2 separate regions of the Homo sapiens genome follow, and region 2 is linked to region 1. The links are chromatin contacts, found by Hi-C or POLR2A ChIA-PET in ENCODE. All regions are on one chromosome and are shown on one strand. Each heading gives the region's core, a stretch centred on a gene start or an enhancer-like site at or near the end of the contact. The rest is flanking DNA. Distances are from core to core; before and after follow the strand shown.

Evidence for each region. Hi-C counts contacts between places; a loop is a spot of excess contacts on that map. ChIA-PET counts read pairs that join two places held with the same protein, here RNA polymerase II (POLR2A). Pooled maps may share reads with other maps.
Region 2: a pooled map shows a loop between it and region 1 (2.3-fold over the local background). The contact joins the enhancer-like site here to the promoter of CRADD-AS1 in region 1. A Hi-C loop is called at or near these places in 7 of 168 maps with a recorded cell type or tissue (Caco-2, cardiac septum, endothelial cell of hepatic sinusoid and 4 more) and 19 of 50 pooled maps. POLR2A ChIA-PET finds 5 or more read pairs at or near these places in 3 of 52 experiments (MCF 10A, activated naive CD4-positive, alpha-beta T cell and endothelial cell of umbilical vein).

Annotation. Positions count from the first base shown.
Region 1 is chr12:93,733,483-93,740,284 of GRCh38, reverse strand. It overlaps CRADD-AS1 (CRADD antisense RNA 1), which reads left to right and starts at 2,462. Exons shown (of 3, transcript NR_110092.1): 1 at 2,462-2,586; 2 at 4,552-4,720. All of the region lies in intron 2 of CRADD (CARD and death domain containing adaptor protein), which reads right to left.
Region 2 is chr12:93,780,526-93,787,327 of GRCh38, reverse strand. The region is part of intron 2 of CRADD (CARD and death domain containing adaptor protein); the gene reads right to left. Among named protein-coding and RNA genes, the nearest start is that of CRADD-AS1, 46 kb to the right of the region's middle. RefSeq lists enhancers at 1,052-2,251, 2,264-2,763 and a silencer at 2,581-2,875. Within about 2 kb of position 2,772, at least 28 of the 41 ENCODE cell types and tissues checked have a DNase peak (open chromatin) inside an H3K27ac peak, as active enhancers do; they include endothelial cell of umbilical vein, sigmoid colon, tibial artery and 1 more, where a contact is called at or near this core.

The DNA of each region.
Region 1 (6,802 bases), core at 1,213-3,712:
TCTGCTTCACTATCTCATTTCAGCTCATCAAAGTTAAATAGCTAATAAACAACTGGTCTGTTTTGGCAGATTTTTTTTCTATTTTAAAATTCATTACTAAACAGATGAGGTTACTGCTAGTTAAAATTCTGAATCCAAATGCCATACATGCTGTTGTAAAAACTGTGCAGTTTTAAATATATTTTTACTTCTATATATTTTTGAATCTTTAGCCAAACTCCTCCAATAAAGTTTTAGTTTATGATGTTTTCTAAAATAAAAACATTTGTATTTTATGCTATAAAAATCAATAAATGTCTTCTAAAGTTAGGTGCTCCAAAATAAATGATTCAAAAGTTTTAATGAAAGCCCTCTTATAATTAAAGAAGGTGATTGGTAATGAGGAGGAAAATGGGAGGCATATTTACAATAAATCAAAAGCAGAATTGTGATTAATGGGCTCCACAATGATTATTAATGTTCTCCCTATAAAATATTGATGTTTGCATTAATTTAAAAGTACAGACTGGGTTTTTTGCTTTGTTAAATGAAAAATAATTTTTTTCCTATTTTAAAATGAGAATGACTATTTTAAAAACAGAAGACTATGTCCAAGATCTTTCCCTTTCCCCATTTCAAAATTATGAGTTTTCTTTTTGTCTTTCTGAATTCTTGAAATCCAGTGACATTGTCATAGCTCTGAGAACCAAAATAATAGAAACCACTAACTGTAGGAGACAGCCTTGATGCTTTTGATTATATTTTCCTAGAAAGATTTTTATGATATTTAATCTTAATAGCTTTTTTTTTTTAGGAACTCCTCTAATGCCAATAAATGAGAATCTAAATCTCAGGAGTTTAGGCAAATTTAGCCCATCAGCATAGCCTAAAAACAGGATAATTTAATAAAACCTAAATAATACATTAGTTTTTAAATAATATGTTATATACTTTAGATATATATATATATATCCTGTTAAGATTAGTGGGTACCAACCTCATATCTGTATTGGAAATAAGCAGGGTGCAGATTTTTAAAAGGAAAAGAGGCTACACTACTACTCAAAGTCTCCTCAACATTTGGATGCAGGAGAGAAATGGAAAGAAAGTCGAGTTCATCAGGGCTGGTGCCCATCCCATGGCACTACACTTCCTCCTATCCCCTGACCACTGCCAAGTTTGGTCAGGATAGGTGGCTTCGTGTCTCTACATAGTCAGATACCTGTGTATTTTGCTGGGAGAAGGGGAAAAAAAATAAACAAATAAAAATAAAACTCTCTATTCCCAAACTCCCTGCATCCTTTCAAAGTCACATTTTATTAATGGAAATTAAAATGATGAAGAAAGAAACCATTAGTAACCTAAATGATAAGTTTCCCCTTAAAGACACATTTTAACACCAACAAGAGGACTTTCTTCTTTCACTTTCTTCCTTCCTTCCTTTCCTCGTTTCTCTCTCTCCCTCTCTTTCCTTCTTTCTTTCTCCTTCCCTCTCTCTCTTCTCTTTTTCTTTCTAGTCAGAGTTTGTGACTTACTAATTATTTTTATTCTGTTTGAATAGGGTCCCTGTTATCTTTTGTGATTTTCTGAAATGAAGTTAAGATTTCCATTATTTATGAGAATAAAACAGGAGGTTGACACTTTACGCACAAAAAAGAATAACCAAAGGTTACAATGACATCAGTTTTAGTTTTTATTAAGGGCTGGCGTGTGGTGCAGGGGGTGGCGGTGGGAGCGGGGTGAGGCAGGTGTGAGGAATGAGTTTGTTTCTTCCAAGAGAAGGATTTGCTTTGGTCAGTGTTGCTGCAGTCCCAGTGAAGGGGCCTACTCTGCCAGCTCTTCTGGGTAGACTTCATAACAGAGTGGGCAGGCTCAATTCTCTAGGAAGCCTGATGATGGCAACTGCATCTCATGGAAGAATTCCACAAAGGGTTAAATTAGGGTGAGATTGTCAACAGGCTTCAAAAAGGCAGAGTTCCAGGGCCCATGCCTGAGGTCTCATGGGCCTCCTTCAGGTCCTCATCCCCACAGTCTGACACTTTTGGCCCTTCTCTTCTCCAGCTCCCCACCCCATTCTTCGGCCAGTCCTTCCTTTTTCCTCTAACCCTGCAAAAAATGAGCAGCGCTGTTGTTTTGTTCCAACTGACAAAACAGCTAAGAAACAGCAGAACATGACTGCCCTTTGCAAAATGGGCCATGTGATCCTCCTAGCTCAATTCAACACTTACAGTAAAAACGAATAGAAAGGGACCTGTTTATGAAACTCTCCTGCTTGCCTTTGGAATACTCTCATCCTCTCCCTTCTCAGCCTCCTAAATACCCAAGTGAATTTATATAATGAGCTTTATTTTATCACCCTGAAATTCTTCCTCAGTCCAAATTGCTAATGTGGCAGGTTCCAGCTGCCCAAATTCCCTAAACAACATTGCCTGTTCCATAAAAAGCATGCAATTACAAGCACAGCAGTCCTGCTCTGGTTCTTAGAACTATAAACTGACTACACAGCTCCCTGGCCCGGGAAGGCTATGAAACAGGCAACATGGACAATTTAAAGGTGTACAACATCCGAGGTTCCATTTCACCCTCAGGCAGCACGGAGTGGACAAGGTAAGGCCACCCTCCACTTTTCTTCTGGCTACTATATTGATTCTCTGGAAACTCTCTCTGCTCCAAAAGAAACCACCCAATCCCATGGAGAAAAGGTGACACTGAATTTGCACTGCTTTTTATGGTTGCATTTGTTTGACTAAGAGGGAGCAGAGTTCCATACAACAGACTGCTTTAGTTGGGTGACTTGAAAATAACACATACCAGATTAGTTCTCCAGATGCAGATTAGTACTAAGTTTGAATCCTTTCTTTTAAATTAATTAATGTAATCTCAATGTTTACATAATAGACATTGACTTTTATCTGGCACATACAGTATATGACTCTGCCTTTAGCAAAAATACCATTCAAGCTATCTTTAGCAGATGTGAATGTTTTATTTTTATTTTGGGGACTCCAAAGAGAGTCCATAACCTACCTTGGCATTGTCAGATCTCAAAAAAAGCTTTCTTCATACTTGCAATATAGTAATATCTAAGTACTTGGACATCTCTGCACAAAATATATGGGTCCACATCTCCCTGTTTTTCCATATACTATTCCCTCTGCAACCTTGTTCACATAGCAAACTCTAATTTATTCTTCAATAGGCAGCCTATGCCACCTTCCCTCAACTATCCCAGACCAGTAGTCATCACTGCCTCCTCTACCCCTTGTACATTTCTCTATGTGGTCTCACCAGAGAAGTACTATGTTTGCTCATATGTCTGGTCTCACCAGACAGTACCATGTTTGCTCAACTCAAAGTTCCTTGAGGAAATAATTGTATTTGTATCTCCAGTGCCTTGCATATTTTGTATCACATAATGAGTTCTATAAAAGAGAACTAAACTGATGTGGCTATGAAATGATTTACAGCTTTTAACTGGAATGAGCCTAGTACAAGACTCACTTAGATGCTGGTGGTTGATCCTAAGTTTCTCATGCTGTTATCTGCAATCATTTGCTCTTGCTCTACATTCAGAAGAGAAAGAAAAACTGGTGACACTAATCTGGCCTCTATATCATAATTAGACCAGGGGTAGGATCTGAGAAACTAGAAAATATTTAGCCTACCCCTAGTCACATCCTAAAAGACATCAATGTGGAACTCAAGGAACTCAGTGGATTTACCAACATTTATCATACCCTATATCCACCCATTATAACTACTTGAATTGTCATGGATGGGAACAGAAGATAGATTTTATTGTGGAGAACAGAATAAATCTAATAAAAGAAATAACTAGAGGAAAAGTTGGGGCTAGTTGACGTTTTTAAGTAGAGATGGGAAAAACATAAATGATGGTGGTCAGCACAGAAAGTTTTGAATATAAGGACTTTAGAAATCAATGTGGTCACTCTTTTCTAGTAATAGGCTGACCATGGACAAAAATAATAGGAACATTATTCCCTAGTTCCTTTGCAATGTACTGTACTGTTATTTAAGCATCCCAGCATCATGCTTGCTTTGATAAATACAAATCTAGCTCAATTGCCATGATTCTGCTTTGAGGCTCTCTCTTTTTTAATGATTTATATGTCATGCTCCCCAAAAGTCTTTCTAAAATTATACCAAAGGGAAAGAAGCAAAAAAAGGGGAGCTTAAATGTTCTGAGGAGCTGTTAGATGTGCCTGGTGCTTGCTATGCACTTCTTTTTGAGACAGAGTCTCCCTCTATTGCCCAGGCTGGAGTGCAGTGGCGTGATCTCAGCTCACTGCAACCTCCGCCTCCAGGGTTCAAGGGATCATCCCACCTCGGCCTCCTACTAGATGGAAATACAGGCCTGAGCCACCACAACCAGCTTGCTATGCACTTTATATACACCATCTATATGTATACCACCCTCCCAACAACTCCACTTGGTAGGAATAATTATTCTCATTTTAAATCAGTTTTAACCTAGGTGTCTCTGGTTCTAGATCTAGTATTTTTTCTACAAATAATACGGTTCCAATTTCTTTCTTTTCTTTCTTTTTGTAGAGATGGGGTCTCACTTTGTCACCCAGGCTGGGCTCAAACTCTTGGCTTCAAGCGATCTTCTCGCCTTGGTCTCCCAAAGTGCTGGGATTACAGGCTTGAACTACTGTACTCGACTGACTTTTCCTATTTCTAATGTCAGCATGAAGAACACAAGAAGTCAGCTTCAAAGGTAAGAGGTGTATCATTCATTCATTCAACATTTATTCCACAGCTACGATGAACCAGGCACTATAGTCTCTTTGAGGATATAAACATAAATAAGTTCTGGGACTCGACTTCAGCTTGCTCACAGTCTAATGGAAAAGAGACATAAAAACAACTTGGTTTATTCTATTTTCCCTAGGCTCTGTATTTGGATCCCCACACCTTGTCACTTTTTGCTGCCACTTTACAAACTTTCCATATCTTAAGAGTTACTCTATCTTTATTTACACATTAGTAAAACACAAGAAACCTGCCCCATTTCGTAAGCTGCCTACACTGCTAAAATCACATCCTAGAGGGAAGTGAGATGGAACAAACCATAAGCATTTGAACTCGCTTGTGCCGCTCTGGGTTTCCATGCTGCCAGGGTGTTTGTTCATTCATTTATTTGCATATTTTGGAGGGCCTACAGGAGGCCCAGTGCTAGCCAGGGAAACAGCGGTGAAAATGACATAACTAGTGTTCTGCCCCCATGGAGCTTACCCTCTAACCTTTACAGGAAGGGGAGGCAGACAGTCAACAAAATCCTGGATTGTGATAGGTGAGTCATTAAGGAAAATCACAGGGTGCTATGAGAAAGCACATATGGTACAGGGACCTAACCTTGGCAGGGGGATGAGGAAGGCCTCCCCTAGGAAGTGGCATGAAAGCTGAGATCTGTGAGTTGAGTGGGATTAGCTTGGTGAAGATAGGGGGAAGACGGACAAGGAGGGAAACAGAGAAGAGGATTCCAAGCTGAGGGAACAGTGCATACAAAGGGCTGAAGCTGGAAAGAACACAATACCTCTGAGGTCAGGAAAGAAGGCTAGCATTTGCAGAAGACAGGCAATACGAGGGACGGGGTCCGGAGACAGAGCTGGGAAGGAAGCACTGGCCTGATGATGCAGTGGTGTTCTGGATTTCAAATCTCATTCTAAGAGCAGCGGGAACATATTGAAAGGTTAAAGCAGCTCAGTTGAGTGCACTTAATGTTCTTTAAAATTCCCTTGGCTACCTATGATTGAAGTATTGAGAAAAACACAGTGTGAAAACATGTTTCATTAATGAAAAACTTGTTTAGAATACAAAAGTGGTATAGATAAAAGAGTTCTAAATAAAAAATAATGGGTTTTATTCATAGCATTATTATCCCAAGTAAGTCATTTAATCTCAAAATATTTTTGTTTCCTCATCTAGCAAATGAAAATACTAAAAAATTCAAAATTCACATACTTGTTTTAAAAAGCAAATGAAATAATACATTTGAAAATGCTTTGAATCTCTAAAATGTAAGCTCCTTGAGGGAAGGGACTTTGACTATTTTACTACTATACCTAGGACCTAGAAGATGGATGGACGGATGGATGGATGGATGGACGGATGGATGGGATGGATGGACAGATGGATGGACTGATGAACAGACGGATGGCTGGATAAAAGAAAGTGAGGGAGGAAGACAAGAAGGGAAAAAAAGAAAGGAAGGGAAGGAGGGAGGAAGGGAAAAAAGGATGGACAGGCCAGGCAGGTGGCTCACGCCTGTAATCCGAGCACCTTGGGAGGCTGAGGTAGACAGATGGCCTGAGCCCAGGAGTTTGAGACCAGCCTGGGCAACATGGCAAAACCCTGTCTCCTCAAAAAATATAAAAATTTAGCAGGGTGTGGTAGCGCATGCCTGTAGTAACAGCTTCTCAGAAGGCTGTGGTGTAGGATCGATTGAGCCTAGGAGATTGAGGCTGCAGTGGGCCTTGATCACCACTGCAGTCTAGCCTGGGTGACAGAGTGAGATGCTGCCTCAAAAAAAAAAAAAAACAAAGGATGGATGAATGGATGAATGAATCACATCAAGCACCATATTGTGCAAATATGAAGCAAGACATACAGCATGTGGCAGTCCACCTGAGCAGGCAGCCTCCCCAGGAACTCAATGTCACAGCATCACCAATGCTTGCCAAGCAGCCAGGCCTTCCTTCAGTGCTGGCACACTGGGCACCTCCAGCAGCTATTCCAGACGGCTGGGTGATGGGGGCAAGCACAGCATCAGAGGCCCATGACATCACCTCTTCAGTGT
Region 2 (6,802 bases), core at 1,523-4,022, 47 kb before region 1:
AAAAAAAAAAAAAAAAAAAAAACCCTGTCATACTACTTTACAGTCCTGGCTCGTTTTTAACGAAAAATTACTCTAGCCAGTTTAACCACCACCCATGAGGCTGACTTAGTGATGAACAACTCTTGGCCAGTCCCTGACATCAAATCCACCTTCTAAGAATAAATACCACTAGGGTAAAAAAAAAAAAAAAAAAAAAAAATCTTCAGCAGAATGTGCTAAGGGCTCTAAAAGTAAATTCCAAAGAGAGACTTCAAAGATATTTTGAGCAATAGCAACATTATTGGAAGATATGTATAACCTCTCAAAGTGGACTCATACACAATTTGCACAAACTGCAATATAAATCCTTAAATAGCCGAAACATACTTGTAGGCAACAATTCCATTATGTTTTGGTCATCTTTACATTATTCCCCTGGCATAGTGCCTAGTACATAGTAGGGCATGCAGCAAATGTTTTCAAAATTAGATTTTCTATGGGAATAAAGTACAGAATTACCATTAGTCACAGAAGGGCCATTACTCACTAGACTTTTGTCCTAAGGAGAAAATGATGTCTCGTGTTTCCTCATTGTCAAAGGTGGGTTTTATTGCTTTAGGGGCTCTACCTCAAGACAGTAACTGACAGATCTATTTGGTTTTACTGCCTTCTACCTCTACTGGCAAGTAGAAAACTTATCCCTCTGAATGTTGTCTCTTAAAGAAATCTTTATTTTAAAACAACTAAAATGTAAATTGAAGGGATTTCAGAATCTATAAAGAAGCGCTGGCATCTACTACACTTTTAAAAACTGTGAGCAACTGGCCATCAAGACAAAAATTTAAAAATTATACAGGATCTACCTCCATAGAAAAGGTAATGGAATTCCCTTTGAGGATGTGCCTACTATGTATACTTAATACATAGTACCCGCAGTCTTCAGGAAATCCTACAAAAGAGGTATTATCATTCTCATTTCTACAGATAAAGAAACTTGAAGCTTTGAGAAGTTAAATACAGATGTATACGTTTACACATTCCTTAGAGGGCAGAGCTAAGGTTCAAATTTAGGTCTGTTAGAATCCAGGTCTGTCCTTCATCTCTCAACTGTGGAGTTTATTCCAGAAGTCTAAAGCAGAGGGCCCACTGGCCAGCCAAAGGGGGCCTAAAACAGTGATTTGATAAACATGAATGAATTGCCAAAGTTTAGAAATATGAGGTTTTGCATAAAACATGGATTTGTACCTCCATTATATCAAACCTACATCATTCGTGTCTTCATAGGCCCGGCAGTTAATGCTTTTGAGTCTGTGACCTTTGCTATTCCCTGCTGCCTCCCCAACACTTTCTTTTAAAGGAAAAACCAAACCTAATGCTCCACCAGTCCTGTCTTACCTGTATATCCCACAGGAATTTAGAATCATACCATTTTGATGAAGTAAGATACAATCACTGAGATCAAGTACACGACTTTATGGTGAATTTAAGGCCAAAGGGTCACGTGACTTGTTCATGGTCACAAGCTACAGGCCTCGATCCCATACGTCCTTATTCTTGTCTGCTCTGCTACTCAGATTCTCACTGGCAACCAAACATATATATGATTTAATGGCCTGTGAAGTAGGGTAACACCATTCTTCCACAATTCCCTTTGAAATGACTATCATGAGCTTGCATTTCTGATGAACATGCTGGAACTGCTAAGACTTCACATCTATTTTCTTTCATTTGCCAAAAGTCCCCTATAAATAAATCACTCAGCTTCCACATATCCTCTCCTTGGTCTCCCATTCCTGTTCTGCCAGGAGCTGCCAGCAGTAGCTGTGGTTGAATACTGAAGGGGAAAAGAAGCTACAAAGGAAGCCCCAGTGGAGCATCTTTGACTTCTAACCCATAGGCCAGGGGATCGGGAAGACGCATACCAGTGAGTGACTCATAGGTCACACATACCAGTGGGTGACTCAAGCCACTACCCTTTGGAGTAGACACAATTTTTATTTTCATTTCGGATGTTCGTCAGAGGAAATCAGTTTGAATCATTTTCAATTATGTAAATACTAAAGCATATTTCAACCACATAAGATGGTAAAATTTTCTCCTCCTTTCTCTCAAAGGTACTAAGTTTATCAAATTAAATGATAAAACTTCCTCTCCCAGACTAGGAAAATACACCAAAAAATAGCTTGCCAATTGAAAATTATTTTTAGAGGTGTTTGGAGTATATGCATTATCAAACATAGTTCCTATTTTAAAAAAAAAAGCAAAACACAACATTGTACTTATTCCAATGTTTCTATATGTGACTGAAGCCAGAAACTGTATTTGTCAAAATATCATTCTTTTGAGGAAAGTGATCAAATTAATAACGAGTTGTGCCTGAAGAGGTTTTGGAATCTCAAAGTAAGCAGGCTCTGTACTTTTCTAATTAATGAAGAACAGACAGCTCTTTATTAAGAAGAATCGACTTTTTATTTATACCAAAGTGGTGTTTCTTTGACATTTGTTTTTATTTCATTGCTGACCTACTTTCTTTCTGACAGTCTTGAATGAATATCTATTCTTATGTCCTTTAACCGTCTTGCAAGGTAGCCAGGCCAACTGGCTTTCCCCCTGGACAGTAAATCACTCTGGGACTCTGTGTTCTAATATCAACTCGGCCAGAGATTTGCCACGTGTGCTTTATCAGACTCTCCATCTCTTCTGCTTGACTTCAGACATCTGCAAAGCTGAAAAACAGCTCTGACACAGAACAAAGGGTTTTAAGGTGCTCTGAAAGCCCACAGAGGGCCAAACCATGACAGCTGTGGATTAGCACGTGCTCACTTCATTCTGCTGGTGCTTGGAGACTGCACAGTGGTTAGAAGAGGAAAGGCTCAGGGGTCAGACGGCCTGGGTTTAGAGCCCAGCTCTGCCATTTATTAACCGTGCAACCTTGGGCAACTCACTTAACCTCTCTGTGCTGCGGCCACCTCAGCTATAAAATGGGACATTGAGAGTTAAACATGATTAGATATTCAAAAGACTTAGTGCAGTGCCTGTCATACCATAAAACTTAGTAAATATCAGCAGTATTTATTATTTTTCCATTTTTGATGCCCTCACTGACATGCCCTGAGTGTGAGTAAAATTTTGTCATTCAGCTTGACTATATTTAGCGCCTCGATTCTTGAAGGAAACAACGTCAGAACCATTAGTATAATTTCCTAAGATCTAGTCAGACATCTCTAGGGCATAAATTGTTACGTGGGACCAGCCATGAAGTACCGCACTGCAGGTGTTTTGGAAAGTCGCACTAAATCTAAGCAGAGGATGTGAACCCCGTGCACCCTGCAGCAAGAGTTTGGCGAGGTGGCTTGCTACTCACTCTCTTCCCTGACTGATGTCTGGTTCTGACATCCAGAGCATGACACATGACAGATGACAGCGACACATCTGCACATGCCCACCAGCACACCCAGGTTTTACAAAAGCCAATGTCATTTTTTCAGTAAGTAAACAAAATAGTGGCACAAGGGATGTGCAGAATTTCACTTGTTCATTTGCTTTGACATTTTTAGGGAATTTCTTGTGATAGTCCTAAAAATATTTTACAAACACATGAAAAATGAAATTAGCCATTTTTCTCAGGCTTCGACTTCTAACAAAAAAGATTATCAAATATAAGCTTTTGAAGAACAAGCATAAATAAATGTTATTTTATGGCTTAAAGTTACAATTTATAGGCTTTTACTCTTTTCTGAATATGAAGAAAGTTGCCACACATTTTGCTTTTATCACTGCTTGCCTTTGATGAAATCTTTGTAATTGTTACAGTAACAACCATACCTTGCATCTTTCTCACATGCAAAAAACACAAATGCTACTCCACTTGATCTATCTTAATTTACTCATTGTTTAAAATTTATCCATAAACAAAATTAAAAATAAAAAAACTTAAAAATTATAAAATCAGAGGACTACTCCTGGGAGCCAGCATAAAATAAAACAAAAGAGCTCAGATTTTGGACACAGGCAGACCTGGATTTGTGGGTGAGAAACTTAGTCCCTTCTCTGCTTTGATTTCCTCATCTGTAAAATAATAATAATAATAATAATAATAATAATAATAATAATAATAATACCTATACCTGTAACTTGGAAGGCTGATGGTACCAGGACAGTCCCTGGGGGAAAATGTGGCCCAGCAAATGATTTCTTAAGAAATAGAAGGAAAGTAAAAAGGAAAGGAAAGAGGCAAAAAAGGAGGGAGTAGCAGTGACTCTCCCCAGGCTATACAAATTGGGTTATAACCCAGGCCTTCTGCCAAAATTCTGCCTCTCAAATAGAACACTTGACTGTTTTTATTATGTGAATTTTCCATACATAACAAAGTAGAGGAAAGTGTAAAGAACCCCCAAAAACCTATCACCAAGCTTCAACAATTATTATATTTTACCATTCTGATTTCACGTATTTCCCTATACACATACTTTTTTTCTTTTGAAGGAGTATTTTTTAAAGAGTCTTAGGCCTCATATTAATTCATTAATAAGTGCTTCTAAATAGATAAGGACTTTTAAAACTCACAATACCACCAACTCAATAAAATTACCAGTAATTCCTTAGTAACATGTAATAAACAGAGTATGTTTTATTTTTGCCTGTTTAAAAAAAAAGGCATTTTTTTAGTTAGTCAGTTGTTCAAATCAAGTTCCAAACAAGATTCATACCTGCATTTGGTTTACAGGTCCCTTAAGTCTTTTTTTTTTTTTTTTCCTGAGACGGAGTCTCGCTGTTGCCCAGGTTGGAGTGCAGTGGCGTGATCTCAGCTCACTGCAGGCTCCATCTCCCACCCTTAAGTCTTTTTGTTTTTTTTAATTATACTTTAAGTTTTAAGGTACATGTGCACAATGTGCAGGTTTGTTACATATGTTTACATGTGCCATGTTGGTGTGCTGCACCCATTAACTCCTCATTTAGCATTAAGTGTATCTCCTAATGCTATCCCTCCCCCCTCCCCCAACCCCACAACAGTCCCCGGTGTGTGATGTTCCCCTTCCTGTGTCCATGTGTTCTCATTGTTCAATTCCCACCTATGAGTGAGAACATGCAGTGTTTGGTTTTTTGTCCTTGCGATAGTTTGCTGAGAATGCTGGTTTCCAGTTTCATCCATGTCCCTACAAAGGACATGAACTCATCATTTTTATGGCTGCATAGTATTCCATGGTGTATATGTGCCACATTTTCTTAATCCAGTCTATCATTGTTGGATATTTGGGTTGGTTCCAAGTCTTTGCTATTGTGAATAGTGCCGCTATAAACATACGTGTGCATGTGTCTTTATAGCAGCATGATTTATAATCCTTTGGGTATATACCCAGTAATGGGATGGCTGGGTCAAATGGTATTTCTAGTTCTAGATCCCTGAGGAATCGCCACACTGATTTCCACAATGGTTGAACTAGTTTACAGTACTTAACAGTTCCCCATCTCTACTTTTTTCTCGTAGCATTTATATACTGAAAACAAAAATGGGTCATTTGTTTTGTAGAACTTCCTACATTCAGGCATTGGCTGATCTGTACCCTTGTAGTGGTGTTTAGCATGTTCCTCTGTCTCCCGTATTTCCTATAACCTGGTATTAATAGTTAGATGTGCATGTTTGATGAGCTTCTGGTTCAGCCTCGTTGAGGGAGGGGATGTGGGTAAGAATACTTCACAGGTGGTGCTGTTTCTTTTCTATCAGATCACATTGGAGGAGCATAACTAACGTTCGGCTGTTCCACTTTTAGTGATATGGAGACTGATCCGTGGGTTCAAGTGTTGTCAGCCTGATTCTCTGTTAGAAAGCACCAATTTTACCTGATTTTATCATTCATTAATGGTTGTTGCTTAGCTCCATTACTTCATTAGATGCTACAAAACTGTAGGTTTTTAAAACTTTTCTAGCACCCTTCTGCATTTATTAGCTGTAATTCTCTATAAAGTAAATAGGAAAGCAGGGGTGGATGTGAGATCTCCTTTTTAAATCCATTTTCAGAACAATGACTTGGTGCCCTAACAATCTCAGAAGTGACAAATGCGGGATTTTTTTGTCTTATTGTCTTGTGTCTTTAGAATTTTGTCATAAACTCATGGACTTTTATATATTTTTATATATTTCAATCCTTTTGATGCTCAAACTGTCTCATCTTTGCCCTCTGGGGGATCCCCTCAGGTTGGCTTCTGAATCATTCTGACATGATCCCAGCAGTCTCTTTGATGGCTTTGCTCTAGATGGTTCAAAGAGAACCTTTAAAAAAAAGTAACCAAGAGGCTGGGCACGGTGGCTCACACTTGTAATCCCAGCACTTTGGGAGGCTGAGGCGGGTGGATTACTTGAAGTCAGGAGTTCGAGACCAGCCTGGCCAATATAGCAAAACCGTGTCTCTACTAAAAATACAAAAAAAAAAAAAAATAGCTGGGCATGGTGGCATGTGCCTGTAATCCCAGCTATGCAGGAGGCTGAGGCTGAGATATGAGAATCACTTGAACCTAGGAGGCAGGGGTTGCAGTGAGCCAAGATCACACCACTGCACTCCAGCCTGGGCAACAGAAGGAAGAGACTCTGTCTCAAAAAAAAAAAAAAGGTAATCAAGAACGTCTTTATGTGTTGTTTATCATTTTGATATTCCATTTTCCTTGTTTCACAGCAATTACACACTGTGGCTCTTCAATAACATCTACTGGCATGTGTTTGTTTATGTGCCTTACAATATAATTTAAACCAAAAAAATGCAATCCTGTTGAAAACACTAGATGTGACAGGCATGGGAATCAGGGAGTCCAGTGAAAAGAGCCAGGC